Regions from separate parts of the Homo sapiens genome. Here regions 2 and 3 are each linked to region 1. The links are chromatin contacts, found by Hi-C in ENCODE. All regions are on one chromosome and are shown on one strand. The core of a region is the stretch at or near the end of the contact, and the rest is flanking DNA. Distances in the headings are between cores, read along the strand shown. Region 1 holds the start of VMA22 (vacuolar ATPase assembly factor VMA22). Region 2 overlaps BIN1 (bridging integrator 1). Region 3 holds the start of ERCC3 (ERCC excision repair 3, TFIIH core complex helicase subunit).

Region 1 (4,480 bases), core at 600-3,099:
TCTGTACGTATGATGGTGGACCAGAGACCTTTAAGCTCTCAGACAGCAAAACCGTTGGTCACGATGCCCACAGCGCTTCGAAGGCATGGCTTCAGCGGGCCCTGGACCACAGGCTGCCTACCGCAGAGCACAGCGCTCCAGGTGCGCACTCGGGGCCAGCACTGTTCCCCACGGAGCTCAGAGGAACTCCTGCAGGGAGGATGGGCAGCGCAGTCTGCAGCACCAGCGCTATCCAGATAGTCTTTAGAGAGAATTTCTTTTTTTTTTTTTTTTTGAGACGGAGTCTTGCTTTTTTGCCCAGGCTGGAGTGCAGTGGCAGGATCTCGGCTCACTGCAACCTCCGCCTCCCGGGTTCAAGCGATTCTCCTGCCTCAGCCTCCTGAGTAGCTGGGATTACAGGCGCGTGCCACCACGGCCGGCTAATTTTTGTATGTTTAGTAGAGACGAGATTTCACCATGTTGGTCAGGCTCGAACTCCTGACCTCATGATCCGCCCGCCTCGGCCTCCCAAAGTGCTGGGATTACAGCAGTGAGCCACCGCTCTAAAGAGAATTTCTACAGGACAAGATAAAGTCTTTAAAACTTGGGACGAACTTGACACACTGCACACAGCGGGCAAGCTGCAAAACCCGGGTACTGCAACGTCAGTGACAAGTAATTAATACCATCACACGGAAGAAACACTCTCAAAACCAACAGGAGAACCCAATGGGCAAGGAAAACGGCCGGCAAGCATTTGGAAAGACGCTCGGATATTCGAACACAAATGCGTGCCGGGGTGGTTTACCACGCAGACGCCCGCGGGGCCGATGCCTTACCTTCCAGCGCGCGCCGCAGCCGCTCCTTCCTCTCCTGGGCTGAGCGCTGCGCCTCCTCCCGGGCCTTGCGGTACAGGTACTCGCGGCGCAGGCGGGCCTCGCGGCGCAGCTGTGGGAACAGCAGGCCCAGTCACTCACTACTCGCTCCCGAGCCCCGGAACCCCGGAGCCCCGGAGCCGCTGAGCCTCCAAGTCCCCAGAGCCACATCCCCAGCACTTCACGCGCCCCGGACCTCCGAAACAGGAGCTCATTCTCCTACCATCTTGAGTGCCGCTTCCACGTGGGTCCGGGAGAATCTGTGGGCTCCTCCAGCGCGACACAGTCCTCACTTCCGCCCTCAACCAAGATGGTCCCTTAGACGCTTCACTGGTGCCTGCAGCTGTGGGGAATGCCCTATGTTAAGATGGCGAATAGGGCGGGGACATCTCAAGGCGATTGGCCATTCCGGCAGGGCGTTCTCCTTGGGATAACCGATAGACTGGATACAGAATGTCACACGTGACTTAGGACCGCAGCTAATAAATATGTCCGCCCAGGCTTCTCCATCCTCGTCCTCCCCCCACCACCGCCGTGCAGAATGCAGTTTTCAGATGACGAACCGCTAAAACAATCATAATTAGCGGCTGGAAACAGTTCAACTGTAAAAACCGCACACCGACTGAAGGTTGCTTGCCGGCTCCTTTCCAAATTAACTTTAAAACCACTCTTCCCTCAACCAAAATGGTTTCTGTAGAGCTTCGCCTTCTTCCATCGCCACAACAGTGGCGCGACTTCTAAGATTCGGCAGCTTCCGGAAGGACTCAGAACCACCTATAACCCTAGCCGACAGTTCAGCAGGCTGATCCACTTGGGGGCTAATTGGAGAAACCAGTTGATTGGTTGCTTCCGTGCTGCTTCTCTAAGGGCGCTTGCCCTTAAAGAAGCTGACCCAGAGGCCTTGGTGCTGCCGGCGTGGGGATCCCCAGATGGGAACGCCCCTTGATGGAGGATCTCGTGTGCCTATTGGCTGTCCTGCCAAACTGCGGAGGGTGACAAGGAAGAAGGTGGCTCCAGATCTGGAGGTGTGTCCATGGCGGCGCTTGACCTGCGAGCGGAGCTGGATTCGCTGGTCCTGCAGCTGCTTGGGGACCTGGAGGAGCTGGAGGGGAAACGAACGGTGTTGAACGCCCGGGTGGAGGAGGTAGGCGCCTGGGGCGGGCAGGAGGGTACACGGGCGTAAACTGAGTCTCACCGCTTTCCTCTCCCTGCAGGGCTGGCTCTCGCTCGCCAAGGCTCGCTACGCGATGGGCGCCAAGTCGGTAGGGCCCCTGCAGTATGCTTCCCACATGGAGCCCCAGGTCTGCCTCCACGCCAGGTGAGGAAGCTTCCATGCTGGGCTGGGTGGGCGGGCGGGCGCGTTCTAGGCCCGGGCTGCCAAAGCTCCATCCTCCCTTCTCGTCCTTCAGCGAGGCCCAGGAGGGACTCCAGAAGTTCAAGGTGGTGAGAGCTGGTGTCCACGCCCCAGAGGAGGTGGGGCCTCGCGAAGCAGGTGAGCCCCCTCTTCCTTCTGCAGAACCCCTTCCCAGTGTCAAAGACAAAATGCAAATTATGGAGATGATTTAAATTAGGTTTTTGCGATAAGAGAGAGCATCCCAGAGCAGAAGAACAGAATGTTTTTGTAGGGTGGTTTTGCCTTAGACTTTTATAGGAAGTAGAGAAATTGTTGGTGAGTTGCTTTACACTGGGAATAGATTTACAATCACATACATTTCAGTCAGCTGAACAGAAAATATTTATCTGTGTGTCTAGCTAGTTTCAGAGGGACAAACTTCTAATCCCAGTTAATCATCCTGAGACAAAGAATGGGGAGTTGGAACGTCTATGTCTGGTCTGTTGGCATGTTCAGGTACAATGGGTAAGATCAGTGTCACAGGCAAACAGGGTCATCAGTGGGTCTTACAGGAGTCACGGGAAAGAGTGGACAAACAGTCTCATCTGAATCACAAGGGGAAAGGCTGTGTTTTGTGGTAAGCTGTTTCCTGGAACCCCAAAGTTGGAATTTTCCAACCAACAGTGTTTTATAGAATCATGAGCTCAGATCAAGCTCAACATTGTCACCAAGATGATAAAGGTCAGGGAGTAAGATCCCAGCCTCCTCCAACCTTTCTTTCCTCAGGTCTGCGGAGGCGCAAGGGCCCCACTAAGACCCCAGAACCGGAGTCCTCTGAGGCCCCTCAGGACCCCCTGAACTGGTTTGGAATCCTAGTTCCTCACAGTCTACGTCAGGCTCAAGCAAGCTTCCGGGATGGTGAGTGGACCGTGTTGTTTGGCTCTGTGGCCCTCAGACCCTCTATCCACAGGGAACACTTGAGCACTGCTGCCATGGCTGGGGTTAGTCTGTGAAAGGCTTTGCAGGTTTTCCTCCATCCAAACTTCCGTTGTACACCCATTATTTTTTCCAAAAGCATTTACTGGTTGTTGGCAGCATTCGGGTTCATGCTAGCTGCTGGGGATACAGCAGGGAACAAAAGAGACAAACACTTTTCATGTAATGTTTAGAAGCAGACAAAGGCAACGTGCAAATAAGTAGGCCCTTAACATAAGTCAGGCTGTGAAAATTGTTATGAAAAACACATAATGGAGTGGGACAGGAGTGGGCCAGGGGAGGTCTCTCTGAGGAGGTGAAGGAAAAGCTTTGTGGGTGATTTTGGGGAACAGTGCTCTAGATGGAGGAACCAGCCAGGACAAAAGCCCTGAAGCCAGATATATCTGGTATGTGCCGAGGCCGGTGGCCTAGAGTGGAGTCAGGTGATGTAAGCCCTGATGAAGACTGTGGGACCCACAGAGAGGCTCTGAGCAGAGGATGGTGCAACTGGCTGTACAGGGTCACAGGAATGCTTGGGTGCTGGGCGGGGACACAGAGCAGAGGGAGGAAGTAGGTGTCAGGGAGCAGCCAGTGTGAGAAGCAGATAGCGTCACTGGAGGAGGAGGTAAGTGGTGGGAACCTGCACAGGTTTTAAGAATAGAAGCCCCAGAATTTGCTGACAGATAAGATATGGGAGTAAGGGAAGGAAAGGAGTCCAGGAGAGCCTGCGGTCTCCACCCAGAACCCCTGGGAGGATGGAGCGACCCTCACCTGCTGTGGGCAGCTGAGAGGATTCCAGAAGGCAGGAGTTGGTGTGGTCTGTGTGGTATCCACCGACGCCCTGCTGGAGAGTCTGAGTGGGCACTTGGGCACATGTATCTGGAGTTTGGGAGAGGCCTGGGCTGGAGAGAGATTTGGGAGTCCACTGCATAGCACTGGTGTTTAAATTCCAAAGTTTTTGACACAAACACTGGTTTAAAGCTGAGATAGGATGAGATCAGCAGAGGGCCTGGGGAGTATGGACGGGAGGTGAGGGAGAAGAGGGGAGAAGCCAGTCAAGGAAACTGAGGAGCAACACCTGGGGGCAGGTGTCCTGGAGGCCAAGAAGAGAAAGTGTTTCCTGGAGCGAGTGATCCAATGTGTGGTCAGCCCTGCTGCTGAACAGGAGGCCGAAGACGAGAGCTGCCCGGAGGACTGGGCAGCAGCTGTTCCAGCAGAGACATCAGCAAAAGCCATCTAGAGGTGGATCCAGAGTGTGGACTAACAGAGAAAAGAAGTGGAGGGAGAGCAGGTGAGGGCAGAGAGATGCTGTAATAAT
Region 2 (4,480 bases), core at 1,981-4,480, 3.3 Mb after region 1:
CTTCCCAACTTTCCTCCAGCCTTGATTTCCTACTTCTGGGGCCAAATACAGTGGAATCAGCCTTGGACTCGAAGTAGGTCCATTCTCCTCTTCTCTGGGACTCAGAACCTGCCAGCCTTGGCTTTTGTTTCTGCATCGGCAAAGATGGGGAGCCCCTGTGGCTGAGAACAGCACTCACACTTGTGTGGAGGGGCAGGGCATGCTGGACAGGCCAGGGTGAGGCAGGGAAGCCCCTAGAACAGCACTGGGTAGAGGAAGGCCTGAGAATGCCCCGGGGCTGGGGTGAGGGCAGCCTCCTCAGTACTGTGCTGCGTGGGGTGCCTGTTGGTGCCTCAGTGGGCACTTCTGGGTGGGCGCTATCTAAAGCTGACTCTGGGCATTCACTCCTTTGAATAGCAGAAATGACAACAATACTGTTTGAAGTAATACCAATGATGTGTTTGAGATAAACACATACCTCCCGTAGGCACCATTTACTAGTTCCAGTGTCATGGATATAGAAACCGAGGACTTTGATTAAGGAATGAATAGCCTGGTTGCATGTATAGGTTGAGCTTCTCAGACAGGAACAGACGTGTAAGAACCTGAAGGCATCCAGAAGAACAAGTCAGCTCCTGTGCCTGGAGTGGAGTCGGGGAAGGCTGCCTGGAGGAGGTGATGTGAAGGGCCAGCATAGCCTGGCATTGCTAGGGAGGCAAAGTTTCCTAATGAAGACTGTGGGAGTGTGTGGCGACCCGTGGCTGTTGCCTTCCCACCCAGCTCAGACCTTCACTTGGCCCCAAGGCAGGTGGGTGCTGGCCAGACCTTCCCCCTCCCCTGCCCTGGCTGCTGGGGAGCTGCCACCGCCCCCCACCCACAGCTGTGCCCTGGCTGGGGCTGGGCTGGTGCTCTGCTCCTCCCAGCACAGGCTGTTCCCCCACTGAGCTCAGGAAGCAGGTGATGAGGGTGGGAGGCGGGTGGGCTGGAGAAGCAGATTCCACCGTGTGTTTATGGCCAGTGTCCTGGAGCTGGGCTGAGAATAGCACCCGCACTTGTGTGGAGGGACAGATGGGCGGAGGGCTGGGGCCAAGGGTGGGGTGCGTGCCTGTGGAGACAGGCTGTCCTCAGCGAGCCCCACCCAGCACAACTGAAGTGGTGGAGGGTCGCCCTGTGTCACTGATGCCCCGCGGCCATGCCCTTGCTGCCTGCCTGCGGGGGTGGCACTGGGATGTGGAGTAGTAGCAAGGCCCATCAGGGCTCCTCATGTGGCCACAGCGGGTTGCACCAGGCTGGCCTTGCTGCGATGGCCACTGTCTTCAGCTGTTTGGTTGATTTCCATGGGGCCTCTTGTCGGTTTACCCTTTTCCCAAAGGGGCCCAGCGTAATGGGGTGGCTTGCAGGGTCCTTGCAGAGCTGCAGGCAAGGAGGCTGCAGAGGGGAGCTTGATTGGAGAGAGGAAGGGGGGTGGTTGGTATATGCTGTTCCAAGGAACTGGCCATGCTGCAGTGGACTGTGAGCCGCAGGAGCAGGTGCACTGGGCGGCAGGTGCGGGGAAGGCTTATGTGAGCTGGGGGTTGGGGGAGTAGGGCGTTGGGGACTAGGGTGGGAAGACTGCAGGAACTTTCAGCCCTGGGTGGGGGGAGCAGGGGGGAATCCAGTGCTAGCGGCTCTGCTGGGCCCTCTTACCTACATGATCATACTTCACCTTTAAACACCCTTGAGGGAGTTCTTGGCTCTAAGTGATGAGACCCAGCAGGTCAGGGAGGTGAGCTTACTTGCCCAGGGCTGCACAGCCTGGGCCTGCTCCCAGCACCTTCTGCCCCAGCAGTGTCTCCTACCAGAAGGGGTTCCTGGCCAGCTGCCCAGACTAGATGCCCTGAGCTGGTCATCCAGAGTGGGCAGTGGGAGGGACTGAGGGGCAGGTGGGTGGGGCCGGGGTGTGATAGAAACCTGACGGTGGGGTGTGTCCAGTCCACCCCAGGGTTCCTGGCCATTGTGTCTGCACCTTCCTCCTGGACATCTCTGGGCACTGCAAACTCACTGTGACCCCCAGCTGTTACCCCAACACGTGTCCCCATCTCAGGTGATGACCACCCCTTCCCTCTAGTAGCTCAGATCACAGAGTCCCCTTGCCTCCCACCTGGGTCAGTGCAGTCAGCTTCTGAACAGGCACCCTGCCCCACTGCGCTCCTGAAGTGTGTACACGCGCCAGCCTGGGAGCTTTGCAGGCTGCAAAATCAAGTCTTGGCTCAGAGCTTTCCAGGGTTCCACGTTCCATGCTGGGTTTTAAGGGCCAGAGTCTTCCAGGGGCCTCTGTGGTCCTGGGGGCCGAGGCCGCATGTGCAGTGGTTAAAGCTCCTCACCGATGGACCCAGGCCTGGGGTTGGGATCCTGGGCCTGGCTGCGTGACCCTGGGGAGTTGTTAAGGCAGTGCCTCAGTTTCCTCACCTGCAAAGTGAGAATATAATAGTATTTCCTTCATGAGGTTATGGAGGGGTCCACCATGAGGCTATGGAATCATGCCCAAGGGCTCAGCATGAAGCCTGGCACCTGGTGTTTCAGGGCCTCCTGGTCCTCCCTGCCCCCTGCCACTCTCAGCCACGCCGGTCTTGCTGTCCTGTGGCATCCCTCCCGTCCACCTCAGGGCCTTTGCACTCACTGAGTTCTCTGTCCAGTGAGTTCTACCTTCTTCTTCCTTCCTGGCCTGGTGTCTTGCTCCTTCATCAGGTCTCTGCTCAGCTGTCACTTCCCTGAGTTCCTTCCTAAGAGCAGCCGCCCTCTCCCCTCACCCCCAGCCCTTCAGTGTCTCTCTTTTTTTTTTTTTTTAAGAGATACGGTCTTGCTCTGTCGCCCTGGCTGGAGTGCAGTGGTGCGGTCCTGGATCACTGCATTTTTTGAACTCCTGAACTCAAGGCATCCTCCTGCCCTAGCCTCCCCAGTAGCTAGGACTATAGGTGCACACCATCACACTCAGCTAATTAAAAACTATTTTTGGTAGGGGTAGGATCTCACTATGTTGCCCAGGCTGGTCTGGAACTCCTGACCTTAGGTGATTTGCCCCCCTCAGCCTCCCAAAGTGCTGGGATTACAGGTGTGAGCCACCGCACCCGTCCCCCTGCTGCATTTTTGTTCGGAGGCTCACAGCACCTTTCAACATTGCCTCCCTCCTAGAGTGCTGGCTCCTCCAGGGCAGAGACCTTGCTTGGCTTCCCATAGAGCATGGCCAGGCACACTGCCACCAGGGCACGTTGCTGAGTCTTCAAATGCCTGTTGTGAGGTGATAGTGCAGAAGAGGAAGCCACCTTCGTTTTTGGGTGGGCGTTGGCAGGGGAGGCTCTGATTCTGTGCCTGTCCTGCTCTTGGCACCCCTCTCAAGGAACTGAGTTATGAGAAGATCCCTCCTGCGTCTGGCCAGCTCACCCACAGTGTGACCACCACAGCCACCAGGCCCTACAGCCGAGAGGCCACGTCCCAGAGCCGGGGTGGGGACTCTTCACAGTGGTGGGTCTGGTGGAAGGTTCCTTTCTTCCACTAAGTGCTGGCTGGGTGGGGAAGAAGCTGGAGGGTGAGGCCTGGGCAGCTGGCTGGGCGCTTGATGATGGTCTGGGTGGGCGTAGCCCTTCTAGAAACTCCTCTGTTTGCTGGTGGACACCTGGTTCTGCTGATGGCTAAGAATAGACTCAGCTTGGGGGATGGTCCCGAGGGGAGGGGAGCCAGTCATGATCCAGGGGGTCCTCCAGCCCTCCTGGTTGGAAGGTGGTGGGGTGGCTGATAAAATCCAAGGGCTTGGTAGCGGTGGGCCGTGTGCGGATTCTAGCTCATTGCTTACTGACATGGGACTCTCGGTTTCCTCACTGTGAAACGCCTCCCTCCCCTGCCAGGATTTGGAGCACATGTGGTCTTTGGATGAGCGGTTCCTGCTCTGCCGTCCGTCCTGCACTGCCCTTGGCTGGTCCAGCCCCGCCGGCCACTGTGAGAGTGCTCACCCCAGCCCCCTCCCAGCCTGACTCTGGCCCCTGCTGCCTCCACTCACGCTGTGTGCTCTGCTCGGGGCTCCCCAGGCCACCGCAGCCCACCCTGGCTTCCTCTGGGGTCCACGTGGCACCACCCTGGCTGCAGGCCATAGGCTTATCTACAGAACCGGCTGGAATTTCAGGCACCCTGGGAGGGATGAGAGAGAGGACGGGGAGGGGGCCTTCCTGGCCTGGAGTCAACTGGACACTCGTTCTCTGGGGCGGGAGCCTTCCCTTCCAGCTGCAGAGATGAGTGTGGAGGAGGAGACCCTGCAACTTCCTTCCCCTCCCCCTTCTTTCTCAGGGGCGGGGCTGGGCTGCCAGCTCTGATGCAGACAGGACCTCCAGGGGCCGGCCGGGCTGGGAGGGCTCTCTGTGTTTTCGTTTTTGACCATCAAAGCATTGTGGTGGGGCTGACGTAGTTGGTCAAGTTTTTATTGTCAGTTAAGGATGTAAAAGAGAAAACCCAACACCACTTTTTGCTCTCA
Region 3 (4,480 bases), core at 695-3,194, 3.0 Mb after region 1:
TCTATAAGCCACACACCTAATCTCTTGCAAATAAATGGTTGTCCACATCCTTAGTGTTTCTCCAGAGCATACTTTCTCTCTCTCTTTTTTTTTTTTTTTTTTTTTTTTTTTTTTTTTTTTACAATGTGAGTATAAGAATGATCCAAATCTTCAAGTTCTGGTTCCTTTTTGTTGAATAATTCCACCTTCAGTGTATCTCTTCTCACATTTCACTATAAGCAATAAGGAGAAAGCAGGCCTCAGTTTTTTTTTTTTTTTTTTTTGAGACGGAGTCTTGCTCTGTTGCCCAGGCTGGAGTGCAGTGGCGTGATCTCTGCTCACTGCAACTTCTGCCTCCTGAGTTCAAGAGATCCTCCTGCCTCAGCCTCCTGAGCAGCTGAGACTACAGGCGCGCGACACCACGCCCAGCTAATTTTTGTATTTTTAGTAGAGACGGGGATTCACCATATTGGCCAGGCTGGTATTGAACTCCTGACCTTATGATCCCCTGCCTCGGCCTCCCAAAGTGCTGGGATTACAGGCGTGAGCCACCGCGCCTGGCCCAGGCCTCACTTTGAACCATCATGTAGAAATTTCCTCAGCAAAATGTCCAAGCTTATCACTTATAAGTTCTACTTTCCACCCAACAGAATACAATTCAGGCAAGCTCTCTACCACTTGCCTCCAGTTTCAATAACATATTTCTCCTTTCCATCTGAGCCGTCACCAGAATCACCTTTAATGCCCATACTTCTACCAAGGCTCTTCAAGACAATAGAGGCTTTTCTATCATGCGCCTCAAAATTCTTTCAGCCTCTACCGATTACCCAATTTGAAAACCACTTCCCCATTGTTAGGTATTTGTTACAGCAGTACCCTATTCCCCGTACCAAAAATCTGTGTTACGTTCTCCAGAGAAACAGAACCAAGAGGCCCACTGAGCAAGCGAGATTGATTGATTGATTTTAAAGAATTGGCTCATGCAATTGTGGGGGTTGGCAAGTTGGGAATTCAGGTACGAGTTGATGTTGTAGTTTTGAGTCCAAAGGCTGGAAACTCAGTCAGAACTTTCTGTGTTGCAGTCTGGAGGCAGAATTCCTTTTTCCTTGAGAAACCTGTCTTTGCTCTTAAGGCCTTCAACTGATTTGGATGAGGCCCACCCGCATTATTGAGGGTAATCTGCTTTATTTAGGCTGAGACATGAGAATGGCATGAACCCGGGAGGCGGAGCTTGCAGTGAGCTGAAATCGCGCCACTGCATTCCAGCCTGGGCGACAGGGCGAGACTCCGTCTCAAAAAAAAAAAAAAAAAAAAGAAAAAAATTTTTTTTGAGACGAACTCTCGGCCTGTCGCCCAGGCTGTAGTGCAGTGGTGCAATCTCAGCTCAGTGCAGCCTTTACCTTCTGGGTTCAAGAGATTCTCCCATCTCAGCCTCCCAAGTAGCTTAGACTACAGGCGTGTGCCACCATGCCTGGCTACTTTTTTTTGTATTTTTCGCAGAGATGGGGTTTCACCATGTTGGCCAGGCTGGCCTCGAACTCCTGACCTCAAGTGATCCACCCACCTCAGCCTCCCAAAGTGCTGGAATTACAGGCGTGAGCCACCGTGCTCAGCCAAATTTTTTTTAATTAAAAAAAAGAATTCTTCCTTACCCATGGACTCAGGTCACATTCTCTCTCTCTCTCTCTCACACACACATTTATTGCCCACATGGCTTCATTAAAATTTAAGTTCCAGAAGGATGAGGCCTTTAATTCGCGCACTACACAGGTGCTCAACACACAGTATTTTCCTTCAGTTGTAGAGAAATGAACAGTGGAGGACCCCCGCCGCTGGGTCGCACGAGCTAACAGATCGGCGGTCGCTGGCTCTCCGCTCTTCCAGCCACCCACATCACGGCGCCTAGAGGCGGGACATCCTGTGTGGACAACAGGGAGCTTCCGGATTGAGCCGGAAGTCCCCCCAGAGCGGATGCCGCGGCGGGCCTGTGGGAGCGGGGTCATCTTCTCTCTGCTGCTGTAGCTGCCATGGGCAAAAGAGACCGAGCGGACCGCGGTGAGACGTTGCGCGGGCACGCTCAGCCACGACTGCCCTTGCCGGCCCTGCCCCCCGCTCTGCCTCGGAGCTGCTCCGGGCCTCTGCGCCGGCCGACCCTGCTGGCCCTCCCGCGCGCACCCCGTTGGGACAGGCCTTTGGGCGGGAGAGATGCTGGACCTGGGCGCAGCCCAGCGAACTCGGCCTAGGGGAGACGGGTGAGGGGCGCAACGCCTGCGGGATGCAGGTGGCTCTTAGCTAGGAGTTTGCGGCGGCGCAGGTGAAATGCTGCCAAGCGGTGCGGAGGGAACCCTGAAGGCTCCTGCTGGGCTTACTTCTGTGTTGGTATCTTGCAGACAAGAAGAAATCCAGGAAGCGGCACTATGAGGATGAAGAGGATGATGAAGAGGACGCCCCGGGGAACGACCCTCAGGAAGCGGTTCCCTCGGCGGCGGGGAAGCAGGTGGATGAGTCAGGCACCAAAGTGGATGAATATGGAGCCAAGGACTACAGGCTGCAAATGCCGCTGAAGGACGACCACACCTCCAGGCCCCTCTGGGTGGTAAGCATGCCCTTAGCTTGGGCAGGGCCCAGGAGTGTGCGGAGCGGCAGCTAAATCTTGGGCATCCTCAGAGTCAAAACTGACATTCAGGATACTGCCCCTAGAACTGGCCGGGAGAGAATTTTCATCCACACACGTTGGAACAGCCCAAGGCAACAGCGAGCAGTTGCGCACACGTGTGGCGGCCGGACCTGGGCTTCCAACAGCTCTAACCCCTCGGTTTACTCTCACTCCTTCCCCAGCCCTACCCCATGTAGTGAATCCTTTTATCTGCCGAATAAATAGCATTTATCATGTAACAGTTTGTTTCCTCAAATAATGGAAGACATGTTCGGTAGCAAGCTTTTGCTCTACTTTAAATAATTAATGTTATACATTTAGTTGAAATCTAGCCAAAAGGTAACTTGAGGATAGCCAGTAAGATGGGCTTTCTCTGTGCAGAATAGTAGGAAACAGCTGTTGACTTTGGAAACACTTTCTTCTATTTTTCTTTACTCTTCTGTATCTGATTAATGTAACAGGCCCCACAGTTGTCTGAAGGAGTGCTTGCAAGAATATCTGTGGTGTTGGGCAGCTTATTCTTTCTTGATAATGATATGGGCAAGAGCCCAGTAGTCTCTGCAACTCATGTTTCCTTGTCTGTTTTGTCCATTTGGTATCTCTCAGGCTCCCGATGGCCATATCTTCTTGGAAGCCTTCTCTCCAGTTTACAAATATGCCCAAGACTTCTTGGTGGCTATTGCAGAGCCAGTGTGCCGACCAACCCATGTGCATGAGTACAAACTAACTGCCTACTCCTTGTATGCAGCTGTCAGCGTTGGGCTGCAAACCAGTGACATCACCGAGTACCTCAGGAAGCTCAGCAAGACTGGAGTCCCTGATGGAATTATGCAGTTTATTAAGGCAAGTGACAGCTGAGACCAGCAATTCCACCTGCCCTGCTAATGTAACAATAGGCATAGGTGCTCCATGTTGTCAGCCTGTGGCAGCCATGAGAATGTGCCATTCAGATTTCCTGTGGGGAGCATAACGACTGATTACCCCAGCCGCTACACTCTGGATCCAGCATTGTGTTCTGGGTGAGGCCATGCTTCTCATGAGCCGCTACACTCTGGATCCAGCATTGTGTTCTGGGTGAGGCCACGCTTCTCATGAGCCGCTCCCAGCTGTGGGTATTAACACAGAGGGGCTACTAATTCAGGCCCATTGTAGCCAGGGAGAATTTGGAAATGCAGCCCAAAGTGAGTGTGCTGGGGACTGAATTGTGTGTGTTCCCCTCAAATTTTGTCTTCAAAACCTAATATCCAATGGTAATGTATTTGGAGTAAGAAAGTAGTTAAGACTAAATGAGGTCGTGATCCGCTATGATTAGTGTCCTCCTAAGAAGAGACACCGGAGCATGCTTTCTCTCACCTGCCCTTCTTGTCATGTGAGTACACAATGGGAAGGTGGTCCATAGACAAGAGCCTTCACCAGAAACTGAATCGGCTGATACCTTGATCATAGACTTTCAGCCTCCACAGCTCTGAGAAAATACAGTTCTAATGTTGAAGCCACCCAGTCTGGAATTTTATTATGGCAGCCCAAGCTGACTAACACAGGTGGTAAACTCTGTCTAAAGCTAAGTATCTGCAGGAGACCAATAGTCAACAAGTTCCATGAGGGAAAGTCAAAAACAACTTCAGATGTTTTTGACAAAACAAAGAGGGTTCCATGTGATTAATAGTTGAACATGCTAGGTTTCTTCTGCGAGATGGGTGAATGCCATTTAAAAGAGATGGACAGTGGCTTTCATTGCCTTTGGCTGATCCAAAAGGAGTCAGATTCAGACCTTGGGATCTGGAGTGGCAGAAGAGTGCCACAGGAATTCAGTATGGTACTGCAGCCAGTCCCAGAGAAGCTGCA

What was found. A loop is a pair of places that touch in the nucleus more often than their neighbours do. Pooled maps may share reads with other maps.
Region 2: a loop to region 1 is called in a map of B cell, with 7 times the contacts of the local background. The contact joins the enhancer-like site here to the promoter of VMA22 in region 1. A Hi-C loop is called at or near these places in 2 of 168 maps with a recorded cell type or tissue (B cell and naive thymus-derived CD4-positive, alpha-beta T cell) and 9 of 50 pooled maps.
Region 3: a loop to region 1 is called in a pooled map, with 8 times the contacts of the local background. The contact joins the promoter of ERCC3 here to the promoter of VMA22 in region 1. A Hi-C loop is called at or near these places in 5 of 50 pooled maps.

Annotation. Positions count from the first base shown.
Region 1 is chr2:130,339,533-130,344,012 of GRCh38, reverse strand. VMA22 (vacuolar ATPase assembly factor VMA22) reads left to right here and starts at 1,849. Exons shown (of 5, transcript NM_032357.4): 1 at 1,849-1,998; 2 at 2,069-2,172; 3 at 2,264-2,346; 4 at 2,974-3,105. The coding sequence starts at 1,888. IMP4 (IMP U3 small nucleolar ribonucleoprotein 4) reads right to left here and starts at 1,116. Exons shown (of 9, transcript NM_033416.3): 1 at 1,078-1,116; 2 at 819-927. The coding sequence starts at 1,080. RefSeq lists enhancers at 1,084-1,253, 1,384-1,933.
Region 2 is chr2:127,087,066-127,091,545 of GRCh38, reverse strand. The region is part of intron 1 of BIN1 (bridging integrator 1); the gene reads left to right. Among named protein-coding and RNA genes, the nearest start is that of BIN1, 18 kb to the left of the region's middle. RefSeq lists an enhancer at 3,995-4,480. Within about 2 kb of position 3,230, at least 2 of the 41 ENCODE cell types and tissues checked have a DNase peak (open chromatin) inside an H3K27ac peak, as active enhancers do.
Region 3 is chr2:127,291,608-127,296,087 of GRCh38, reverse strand. ERCC3 (ERCC excision repair 3, TFIIH core complex helicase subunit) reads left to right here and starts at 1,944. Exons shown (of 15, transcript NM_000122.2): 1 at 1,944-2,034; 2 at 2,370-2,575; 3 at 3,242-3,478. The coding sequence starts at 2,007.